3 separate regions of the Homo sapiens genome follow, and all the other regions are linked to region 2. A link is an interaction called in ENCODE POLR2A ChIA-PET data of the cell type or tissue named here. Cell type or tissue: HepG2. All regions are shown on one strand.

Region 1 (4,000 bases), 120 kb before region 2:
CTCCTCACCAGCAAGGGAACAAAACAGGATGGAGAATGAGTTTGACGAGTTGACAGAGGTAGGCTTTAGAAGGTCGATAATAACAAACTTCTCCAAGCTAAAGGAGCATGTTCTAATTCATTACGAGGAAGCTAACAACCTTGAAAAAAGGTTAGACAAATGACTAACTAGAATAACCAGTGTAGAGAAGTGCTTAAATGACCTGATGGAGCTGAAAACCACAGTATGAGAATTTCGTGAAGCAAACACAAGCTTCAATAGCTGATTCAATCAAGCAGAAGAAAGGATATCACTGATTAAAGATCAAATTAATTAAATAAAGTGAGAAGACAAGATTAGAGAAAAAAGAGTGAAAAGAAATGAACAAAGCCTCCAAGAAATATGGGACTATGTGAAAAGATCAAATCTACATTTGAGTGGTGGACCTGAAAGTGATGGGGAGAATGGTACGAAGTTAGAAAACACTCTTCAGGATATTATACAGGAGAACTTCCCCAACCTAAGCAAACACAAGCTTCAATAGCTGATTCAATCAAGCAGAAGAAAGGATATCACTGATTAAAGATCAAATTAATTAAATAAAGTGAGAAGACAAGATTAGAGAAAAAAGAGTGAAAAGAAATGAACAAAGCCTCCAAGAAATATGGGACTATGTGAAAAGATCAAATCTACATTTGAGTGGTGGACCTGAAAGTGATGGGGAGAATGGTACGAAGTTGAAAAACACTCTTCAGGATATTATACAGGAGAACTTCCCCAACCTAAGAAGGCAGGCCAACATTCAAATTCAGGAAATACAGAGAACACCACAAAGATACTCCTCGAGAAGTGCAACCCCAAGGCACATAATTGTCAGATTCACCAAGGTTGAAATGAAGGAAAAAATGTTAAGGGCAGCCAACGGGTTACCCACAAAGGGAAGCCCATCAGACTAACAGTGGGTCTCTCGGCAGAAACCGTACAAGCCAGAAGAGAGTGGGGGCCAATATTCAACATTCTTAAAGAAAAGAATGTTCAACCCAGAATTTCATATCCAGCCAAACTAAGCTTCATAAGTGAAGGAGAAATAAAATCCTTTACAGACAAGCAAATGCTGAGAGATTTTGTCACCACGAGGCCTGTCTTACAAGAGCTCCTGAAGGAAGCACTAAACATGGAAAGGAACAACTAGTACCAGCCACTGCAAAAACATGCCAAATTGTAAAGACCATTGACACTATGAATAAACTGCATCAATTAATGGGCGAAATAACCAGCTAGCATCATAATGACAGGATGAAATTTATACATAACCATATTAACCTTAAATGTAAATGGGGTAAATGCCCCAATTAAAAGACACAGACTGGCAAATTGGATAGAGTCAAGACCCATTGGTGTGCTGTATTCAGGAGACCCATCACATGTGCAAAGACACACATAGGCTCAAAATAAAGGGATGGAGGAAGATCTACCAAGCAAATGAAAAGAAAAAATAAAGGGTTGCAATCCTGGTCTCTGATAAAACAGACTTTAAACCAACAAAGATCAAAAGAGACAAATAAGGTCATTACATAATGGTAAAGGGATCAATTCAACAAGAAGAGCTAACTATCCCAAATATAAATGCACCCAATACAGGAGCACACAGATTCATAAAGCAAGTTCTTAGAGACCTACAAAGAGACTTAGACTCCCACACAATAATAATGGGAGACTTCAACATCCCACTGTCAATATTAGACAGATCAGTGAGACAGAAAATTAACAAGGATATCCAGGACTTGAACTCAGCTCTGGACCAAGCAGACCTAATAGACATCTACAGAACTCTCCAAATCAACAGAATATACATTCTTCTCAGCATCACATCACGCTTATTCTGAAATTGACCACATAATTGGAAGTAAAACACTCCTCAGCAAATGTAAAAGAACAGAAATCACAACAAACTGTCTCTCAGACCACAGTGCAATCCAATTAGAACTCAGGATTAAGAAACTCACTCAGAACTGCCCAGCTGCCCAGGAAACTGAACAACCTGCTCCTGAATGGCTACTGGGTAAATAATGAAATAAAGGGAGAAATAAAGATGTTCTTTGAAACCAATGAGAACAAAACTATGTACAAGAATCTCTGGGACACATTTAAAGCAGTGTATAGAGGGAAATGTATAGCACTAAATGCCCACAAGAGAAAGCAGGAAAGATCTAAAATCAACACCCTAACATCACAATTAAAAGAACTAGAGAAGCAAGAGCAAACAAATTGAAAAGCTAGCAGAAGACAAGAAATAACCATGATCAGAGCAGAATTGAAGGGAATAGAGACCCAAAAAACTCTTCAAAAAAAAAAAAAAAAAAAAAAAACAATGAATCCAAGAGCTGGTTTTTTGAAAAGATCAACAAAATAAATAGACCGTTAGCAAGACTAATAAAGAAGAAAAGACAGAAGAATCAAATAGATGCAATAAAAAAAGATAAAGAGGGTATCACCACTGATCCCACAGAAATACAAACTACCATCAGAGAATAGTATAAACACCTCTATGCAAATAAACTAGAAAATATAGAAGAAAGGATAAATTCCTGGACACATACCCCCTCCCAAGACTAAACAAGGAAAAAGCTGAATCTCTGAATAGATTAATAACAGGTTCTGAAATTGAGGCATAATTAATAGCCTACCAACCAAAAAATATCCAGGACCAGACAGATTCACAGCCAAATTCTACCGGAAGTACAGAGAGGAGCTGGTACCATTCCTTCTGAAACTATTCCAATCAATAGGAAAAGAAGAAATCCTCCCTAACTCATTTTATGAGGCCAGCATAATCCTGATACCAAAGCCTGGCAGATACACATACACAAAAAAAGAGAATTTAAGCCAATATCCCTGATGAACATCGATGTGAAAATCCTCAATAAAATACTGGCAAACTCAATCCAGCAGCACATCAAAAAGCTTATCCACCACTATCAAGTTGACTTCATTCCTGGGATGCAAGGCTGGTTCAACATATGCAAATCAATAAACGTAATCCATCACATAAACAAAACCAATGACAAAAACTACATGATTATCTCAATACATGCAGAAAAGGCCTTTGACAAAATTCAGCAGCCTTTCCTGTTAAAAACTCTCAATAAACTAGGTAGCGATGGAACGTATCTCAAAATAATAAGAGCTATTTATGACAAACCCACAGCCAATATCACACTGAATGGGCATAAGCTGGAAGCATTCCCTTTGAAAATGGCACAAGACAAGGATGCCCTCTCTCAACACTCCTATTCAACATAGTATTGGAAGTTCTGGCCAGGGAAATCAGGCAAAAGAAAGAAATAAAGGGTATTCAAATGGGAAGAGACTAAGTCAAATTGAATCTGTTTGCAGATGACATGATTGTCTATTTAGAAAACCCCAGCATCTCAGCCCAAAATCTCCTTAAGCTGCCAAGCAACTTCAGCGAAGTCTCAGGATACAAAATCAGTGTGCAAAAATCACAAGCATTTCTATACACCAAGAACAGACAAACAGACAGCCAAATCATGAGTGAACTCCCATTCACAATTGCTTCAAAGAGAATAAAATACCTAGGAATCCAACTTACAAGGGATGTGAAGGACCTCTTCAAGGAGAACTACAAACCACTGCTCAAGGAAATAAAAGAGGATACAAACAAATGGAAGAACATTCCATGCTCATGGATAGGAAGAATCAATATCATGAAAATGGCCATACTGCCCAAGGTAATTTATAGATTCAATGCCATCCCCATCAGGCTACCAATGACTTTCTTCACAGAATTGGAAAAACTACTTTAAATTTCAGATGAAACCAAAAAAGAGCCTGCATAGCCCAGACAATTCTAAGCCAAAAGAACAAAGCTGGAGGCATCAAGCTACCTGACTTCAAACTATACTACAAGGCTACAGTAACCAAAACAGCATGGTACTGGTACCAAAACAGAGATATAGACCAATGGAACAGAACAGAGGCCTCAGAAATAACACCACAC
Region 2 (4,000 bases):
AAAAAAAGATTCCTCTAAATTATTATTTTGGTAATTTTTGGTTTTGTTACAAAATAAAAACATGCATATGAAGACCATTTTTTCACATATTGCAGCAATTAATTTACCAGAAAAATCATATATTGTTTTCTACATTCCTCCCAGCACATATTATAAATGATGAGCTCTTGTATGCATTCTGTTGATGCATTATCATTAAAAAGTTTTCTGTGGGCTAATAAATCAAATTAATGCCACCTTAAAAGTTGATGCTCCTGGGGTATTACACTTAGCTATCTTTAGCGCTCACCTCTCTGATCAGCAGGATCTCAAAGCTCAGTTGTTTCTCCAGCTGACCTAACTTCAAAACGCCACACCCAACTTTCTAGCTGCCTTACAGCCTGCACACCTCAAAGTTCATATTTCCAATTGAACACGCTAACTCCCTCTCTAGATGCCCGACCTCGTCTGCACACCTAGTTTCTTTTCCTCATGCTTTCCACACTTTGGTCAATGGCACCAAAATCTTCATGTTTATACATGACAAAACCCTGAGAATTATATTAGTGAGCTCCTTGTTTCTTATCACCCAGATATCATTTTTCTTTCTTATGATCTCTATATTCCAAGCCTTCCTCCTAAGTCCTGCTGCTCTTCAGGACGTTATTATTTCTAATTTAGAGGATGCCAGTAGATTCTCCACTAGCCTCCTTGTCCTGTCTTCCCCGCTCCTGCCCAGTCTGTTCCCTAGGGCTATTGGTGGGGTATCTCTCACTGCAGATCTAATCACACAGATCCTTAGTAAAATTCTTCAGTGGTAGCTTATACCAGCTTATGTGGTTCACTGATCATCTGTTTATTTTGCCAGGGTTTTCAGTGTTTAAAGCTAAAGTGAACTGTTCTTTAAAATCAGACATTTGACACAAATATCCATATTTCTGGCTTCTCTAGAAAACTCAGTCTGACAGCACTGGGCACTGCATTTCCAACTTGGTGGCAATCAGCTGAGGCTAAGTAGAAAGTGCTGAGGGGGATGATGCCCTCTCCAGTTCCCAATAATTTGTGTGATACACTTGTACTTACCAAACCACTTCTCCCCACCTGTTTGACATTTGATGGCATAAGATATCACTTGATTTTACAGCCCCTGGCCTATCCAGACCCTACCTGAGGCTTTGACCTAATAAAATCTTTTTAAATTGTTTCTTTGTATATAAATCACAGCTTTGCCTCTCAGTTCATGTACCTCTCAGTTCACGTTCCTCACCTACAAGAAGAGGAGTGAAGACCAGATGGTCCCCAACTCTTCTAACTACAAGGACATGGTTGGGAAAATAAATACCCTGACTTCACATTTCTTCCTCCCTCCAGTCTCTCACTAGAGCTATTCATTAACTAAACCCAATCAGAAGCTCTAGAATGGATGGTTCAGAAGCATTTAAAACCCAAAATAAACAATGAGGAGTCTCAGCATTTAATTTATCAAAATTATGATTGTGTCCCCTTTTAGAAGCAATGCTCCCTAGAACCTTAAATTCCATAGACACAAAGTTATGGGGACAGGAATCAAAAATTCTACCAGTAGGCTATTAGGTAAAATAGTGAGAGCAGCCAATCTCATCTCCATTCCTTTGTCCCTAGATGTTATATTCTGACTGTGTAGATAGAGTCAAATATTAGCTGCTGGCTTAAGGGGTATTAGCTGCATCTTGTAAAATGGTACCAAATCTCACAGAGTATGTTTTTAGCTCGCACTGTAGCTGAGCTTCCTCAGGACATTGTACTCTTCTATCAAGGTAAGTGTTTTGGCCTTAACGCAAATAAGATCAAAGTGAATTCCACTGGCATCAGTCCAATGTCTCACTTCCTTTGCTTTAAAACAAATCTCCTGGTCAAAGGTAATGTTTTGTGGATTGCCATGGATACAGCAATCTGTAATCCATGAATCAAGATGCTGGCAGAAGCCAGCAGGAAAGGCAGATCTGTTCCTGAATACACATTTGTCCCTGTGTGGACAACTGCTGCCTCCTCCATGATGAGCAGGTTGCCAGCCGTTCCCTTAATATGTGATGCAGGAACTCATTGCTGTCCTCTCTGCAGTCAAATTGCACACTCAGTTGAGTGTCTAGAAGCCAGATCAGCCTTGATGAGAGCAAGATTCTGTTGTTGAGCTCACACATAATCTCCATTCTTGATGTCAGGGCCACTTTGTAGTGGACCCATCCAACAGGCACTAGTGTGCTGGAATAAGAAGCTGTCTGACATCCATGATGGGATCAATTATCTACCTAATGATTAAAAGCCCTCACAGATGAAGCCCTTGGGTAAGCATTTACATGAATCACAAATGTGTTGCCCTCTGTGCCCATTATAATAGATCCATCTATATACCTGTTCCCTAGACCTCCTTTGTCACCAAAAGTGTTCATTTCAAATTCATGACCAGTCGACCAGTTCATTAGCCACAGTTTATGAATCAAGTACATTCATACATTAAGCCATCTTTCCTTCCAGAATAAGAGTTCAGCCACATGGACCACCCAAAGCTCTACACATTGTGGTGAGTTCCTTTCACCACTATTTTTCAGGGCCAACTCTGAGTGGGTCTTTAGTTCAGTAGTTCTGAACTACCCTTCTGGATCATGAGAATTCTAATAGTGTGAGACAGGAGGAGGCAGAGTCCTGTTTTCCTTACTTTTAAGCCCCTAACTCATCCAGATCGTACAATGGCTTCTAAAATTTCTCTTGGATTTATGAAAAGTGCAGTATACACACACCACTACACATACACAGAAGCCCACACCAGCCTTGGCCTTGAACTAGAACGTGTTGTTTTGGAAATATTTCTTATTGAATAGCAAGTTTGTAGCACTAAAAGCCAACTAGAAATTAACCTTTCCCCAGCAGTAGAAAAAGGCAACATAAACATTCTTTTGGAATTACAGATTTAAAAAGGAATTAAACATTGTTTTAGAGCTAGGTTGGTTTCCTCTTCCCCACTTCTATTGTCAGTGAACTTACTCTGACTGGAAAGGATAGCACTGATGTCAAGGAAAGCAAACAGCACCCACTCATGTAAACAATCTCATCTGTAATTCATTAACCCTGCTACCCTCAGCCTCCCAGGAAAAGTGTCTCATTTATTAGCTTCCAATCCTAAGTTCATGTTTGTCTTTCAGTTCTGGGACATTATTGAGCAGTACAGGAAAGAGATGTTCAATTACTGGTGACATTTTTTACGTGGAGTTGCCAGTTTACACCAGTGGTACAGATTGTTTACTAAATTATTTTCACTTTTGATGGATTAGATATCTCAGACTCCTCATTATTTATATTTCTTACCCATTGAAGAAAGTAGAAAAACACATATTACTAAGGTACCCCACTCTTTCTCATTCTACTATCTAAAACAAAAGAAGCAGAGACCAAAATAGCAGTGGCAACTGGAAAACAGCAAGGCCTCCCACAGCCTGGGATACTATTGGTATTTGAGACAACTCTCGATGGTATGCCAGACAATATCAGGTGGTACTCTAATCAGGCAAATAATGGTATCAGAAACCTATAATGAGAAAATTATTTTCTTTTCTAATTTGCTTCAATCCTTTAATTTCTTCAGTAAAGAAAGTCTCATTTGGGGGCTAGCCTTTAATATCTAATGTTTTAACAGAGAGAAAGCAAGCTTCAGGCTTAGAACATTTGGTAGTCAACAACATCTAGCTAGAACTTACCAACGTTATTATTTTTTCATTATCTCTTTATGGCAATTGATACTGATGGTATAGTAGTGATAATGAGATTTCTCTTTGATAAATTTTAAAAGTAAGTTGTTTTAAGAAAAAAATGTTAAGTAAATAATAGTACAAGTGATACATGAATACAGTAAAAATCTCAAAATGTGAATACAAATAAAGAAATTTTGAAAACACTGTTAGAGAAAAAGAAAGATTTAATAACAACTTAGTCCTGAAGTTAGAATTCACTCAATATCGGTGAGGGTTTGTGTATGGGCTGTGTGTGT
Region 3 (4,000 bases), 610 kb after region 2:
ACTGAAGGCTTATATAGCCCAGTGGGATCTATTCATGGGCAACATCATGTTGCCATTTGGCAGGACCCACTTAGATTCTGGCCTTTGGCAAGCCCCTCCACAACCAAGGCTCTTCCATTTGAATAAAAACTGCTCATCATCATGGGTGTGTGTGTGTGTGTGTGTGTGTGTGTGTGTGTGTGTGTGTTGCCTTCTTTCATCTTATTGATCTTTGATACTTTACCAATTTCTACTCAACATTTGTGGGGCCGAGTAATCTGACTGAGGAATAAGTTTTGTCTTGTTTCCTCAGTTGTAAGCTCACTGGTAAAAGTGAGATATATTTTTCTTTCCCTTCTTTAAGACAAGAGCAGAGCTTGTGTGAGAGCTCTGGACTTTCACTGCTACAGAATTTAAAGATGTGGTTTTTCAAAAGTCTAAGGCCTGATGTTTCTTAAGTCTGAATATGCACAGGAATCTACTGATGAACTTAGTGAAATGCAAACTCCTGGGACACAACTCCATTGATTCTGATTCTGTGGGTCTGGGGCAGGGCCCAGGTATCTGCATTATTAACCAACACACTGGTGTGTTTTGATGAGATAGTCTGCTCTGGGGCCCTGGGTAACCTGTGTTGAAGAGGCTCTAAGGTTGAAGATTAAGAGAGCTGCCCAATCCCAGAAGCAGTGGGATTCCTGATACCATGAGACAGAAAGGTAGAAAACTCGGTTTCCAGGTCATACCTGGAAGTGGCAGGACCTCTGCGGTGGAGGCTATATAGATTAAGCCTGAGTGCTGGGGCCAGGTACCATGGCCACTTGGCAATGGTCCTGGTGGCTGAGTTTGGGCAGAGTGAGCAGGTGTTGAAAATAAGAGTCACCATTCTCTGGATTGATCAAGGAATTTCTATGATGAGCGTTTCCTCCTAGTCACTACCATATACCAATACACTGGGAATACCAATTTTCCTGAATTGTATAAACCCGAATTCCCAAAGAAGATAAAATTATTCACTAAAAAAATGACTGAGATGATGTTTCCCTGTCCATCCCCTGTCCTGGTGGGAGGGCTAAGCTAGAAGTTAGAAAAATAAAGTGTCATTATTTGCAGCCTGTGTGGAGCAGCAAAACTGTGAGTATACCCTCATTTTTTCTATTTGTTTTCACTTTCTAATTGTTTGTTGCCATTTCCCAATTTGTTAAAGCAAAATAGGAAAAGATTGGGAGAGACTTCATGGACACAGGTAGGCATGGGAAAAGGGCAAGACACTGGGGTGAACTCTGTCCCTAAACCCATAGCAAGGAATGCACAGAAAGAGTCTTAATAAATATATGTCTTAACAACAGCAAAATTGTTGCATCAAAGACTACTAAGTTTAAAAGCAGAGAGTCATTCAGTCCATATGACTGAGAGGAGGTCAATAAGAGTGCAATTTCAGTTAGGTACACAACTGCAGCTGCAAAGTCTACAGTACAAAGGTACAATTCCACTCTGGTCCCACCGGAACCCTGGACCAATCAATCTCACAGAGACTTGTCTAAGCCCCAGGGTAAATTTTCTTAAGAGTCTGAACACACTTTTATTTCTGAGAGATTGATTTGATAATATTTGGAGACTTTACTCCATGCTTTACCATGTCCTATTGGTACACATCTTACATAGGCCAAAGTTAAAAGTTAGCCCTCAAATTCTTAAGGCTTCATTTAAATAAAATGTTTCTTTATATTTTCTGAATGTAAATACACTTTGGCATACATCATGTCCTATTTTGATAAACTATAGCAGGCTTTGTCAAAATGATTTTATTGCATTGAAATGCTCCTGTATTAATCATTTCCTAAAATAGGAAGAGCATTGCCATAAACAAATACCTAAGACCAAGACCAAGACCTATATTGCCTAGGCTTTGTAACTAATTTTTCTAGGCAAAGTTTTTTGGGGGGGTTAAAATTGCTTTTAAAATTATTGATCTGAAGGTATAACATATCTAGGCGTTTTAACATCTGAAATTCCTTTTATACACATTGCAATATGCAAACTGCTTTTTGCATCTTGCCTTTTATTGTGAAAAAAACTGTCTTAACCAAACTGGAAAATATTTTACACTGTGTGACACTTTGGGAGAAGTCTATTTGTTTATGCTTTGTCTCCAAATAAACATTAAAAGGTCATTAGGGGCTCTCTATTTAATTTCGACAGCACAGCTTGAGGACAAAGGGCCAGTTACTGGAAGCTTGCAGGAAGTTTGCCAGTTAGATATTCAGCCACAAGAATCTATTATAGCTGTTCTTTCAACCAAATAATTCACATTTAATTGTAGTTCTTCCTGTTGACAACTGTAGTATGTTCCTTTCTACTCATTACTGTAGACATATCTCCCTTCAAGTAATCAATCACATTCTCTCTTTTTAGCCCCTTATTTAAAAAAAGAAAAGCCCGCTCCTATAATTTCTGGTAGTCTTAGACCCAGAAATGAGTTTTTAATAGTAGCATAACTATTTTTTAGTATTGCTTTGGTAAGATATTAATAATGCTATTCCCTCCCATAAATTTAGAATTCACTCAAGTGATCTTGGTTTATGCTTAGACGTGGTTCCCAAAACTTGGGTATTATAGGTGAAAAGTTTCTGGATTTTTGACTTCATTAATTGAGACATATATTTTTTATTGCTGCATAACAAATTATCACAAAGTAGGTTAAAACAACACCCATTTATAATCTCACTATTCTATGGGTCAGAGTCTGGCATGGTGTGGCTGGGTTCACTGCCTCAGGCATCACCAAGCTGAAATCAAGGGGCTGCTGAGCTGAGTACTTATCTGAGGCTCTGTGGAGAAATCTGCCTAGCTCATTTGGGTTATTGCCAGAATTCAGTTCAGTGGGGTCATAGAATTAAAATCCTTGTTTGCTTGCTGGCTATGGGCCGAGAGCCTCTCCCAGTTTCTTAAGGTCACCCGTATGCCCTCCTAGGTGGCCCCTTTCATCTTCAAGTCAGCTTCAGTGTGTGGACTCTTCAGATAATCTCACTGACTAAAACATAAATCATGAGAGTGATGTCTCATCCTGTTCACAGGTTCTGGAGATTTAGGATAGGATTTCTTCTGGGAGCCACTTTGGAAATGCTGCCTACCATAAACAAGAATCATAAGGAAAACAGTCAAAAATTAACTGCTGCAAGAATATGGCAGAGACTCAACCTAGGTATATATAACACAAATTCAAGTGATTTGCCGGTTCTAACCAGCCTTCCTCCACTGGCGCAGCATGAATGCAGTACCTAGTGAATTTTCTTTTGTCTGTGTTCTCAGGAGAAATAGGAACTTGATAATAAATGGAATTTGGTCAGTGTGAAATGTTAGTCACTTAATTAGCTCTTCCATACAAGCTGTCTTGTGTGAAGTGTTTGGAAGTGTACTGCACTAGCTATTGCTTGCTTTTTTTTTTTTTTTTTTGAGATGGAATCTTGCTCTGTCGCCCAGGCTATAATGTAACGGCGTGATCTCGGCTCACTGCAACCTCCACCTCCTGGGTTCAAGCAACTCTCCTGCCTTGGCCTCCTGAGTAGCTGGGACTACAGGCGCACGCCACCACACCTAGCTAATTTTTGTATTTTTAGTAGAGACGGGATTTCACCATGTTGGCCAGGCTGGTCTCAAACTCCTGACCTTGTGATCCACCTGCCTTGGCCTCCCAAAGTGCTGGGATTACAGGTGTGAGCCACCACGCCCAGCCCTATTGCTTGCTATTTTTTATTTGGCAACCTTGGAGAATGAGTCATTTAAAGTAAATTTTCCAGAAAATTTTAGCTAGTAATTGTACCTATTTAAGAATCATTTAAAAATTTAAAAATCATTTTTGAAGGGATGCTATATAACTTGGGAGGCCACTAGGCTGAGACAACATCAGCGCCTTGGGTTCCTACGTAAGCAAACCAAAACCCAATTCAATGTAGTAAACAGTAAAATGAAACTTCGAATCTGTAACTAGAGACTTTACCAATCAGAAGCCGCCAACTAACAT

What was found. Peaks named below come from ENCODE experiments on the same cell type or tissue, not always from the same donor. Only the 100,000 strongest peaks of a DNase experiment are listed, where the experiment ranks them.
Region 1: POLR2A ChIA-PET joins it to region 2 with 5 read pairs; 2 of 35 experiments call an interaction of 5 or more read pairs at or near these places.
Region 3: POLR2A ChIA-PET joins it to region 2 with 5 read pairs; 1 of 35 experiments calls an interaction of 5 or more read pairs at or near these places.

What each region holds. Positions count from the first base shown.
Region 1 is chr3:148,478,985-148,482,984 of GRCh38, forward strand. No RefSeq gene overlaps it. Among named protein-coding and RNA genes, the nearest start is that of LINC02046, 200 kb to the left of the region's middle. In HepG2, no CTCF peak of the experiment used is centred here; no DNase peak of the experiment used is centred here.
Region 2 is chr3:148,599,310-148,603,309 of GRCh38, forward strand. No RefSeq gene overlaps it. Among named protein-coding and RNA genes, the nearest start is that of AGTR1, 97 kb to the right of the region's middle. RefSeq lists an enhancer at 3,005-3,149 and a cis regulatory region at 3,071-3,084. In HepG2, no CTCF peak of the experiment used is centred here; DNase peaks (open chromatin) are centred at 1,332, 1,842 and 3,092; H3K4me3 peaks cover 1,577 bases.
Region 3 is chr3:149,213,487-149,217,486 of GRCh38, forward strand. All of the region lies in intron 1 of CP (ceruloplasmin), which reads right to left. Among named protein-coding and RNA genes, the nearest start is that of CP, 6.3 kb to the right of the region's middle. In HepG2, no CTCF peak of the experiment used is centred here; DNase peaks (open chromatin) are centred at 1,445, 2,175 and 2,835; H3K4me3 peaks cover 3,448 bases.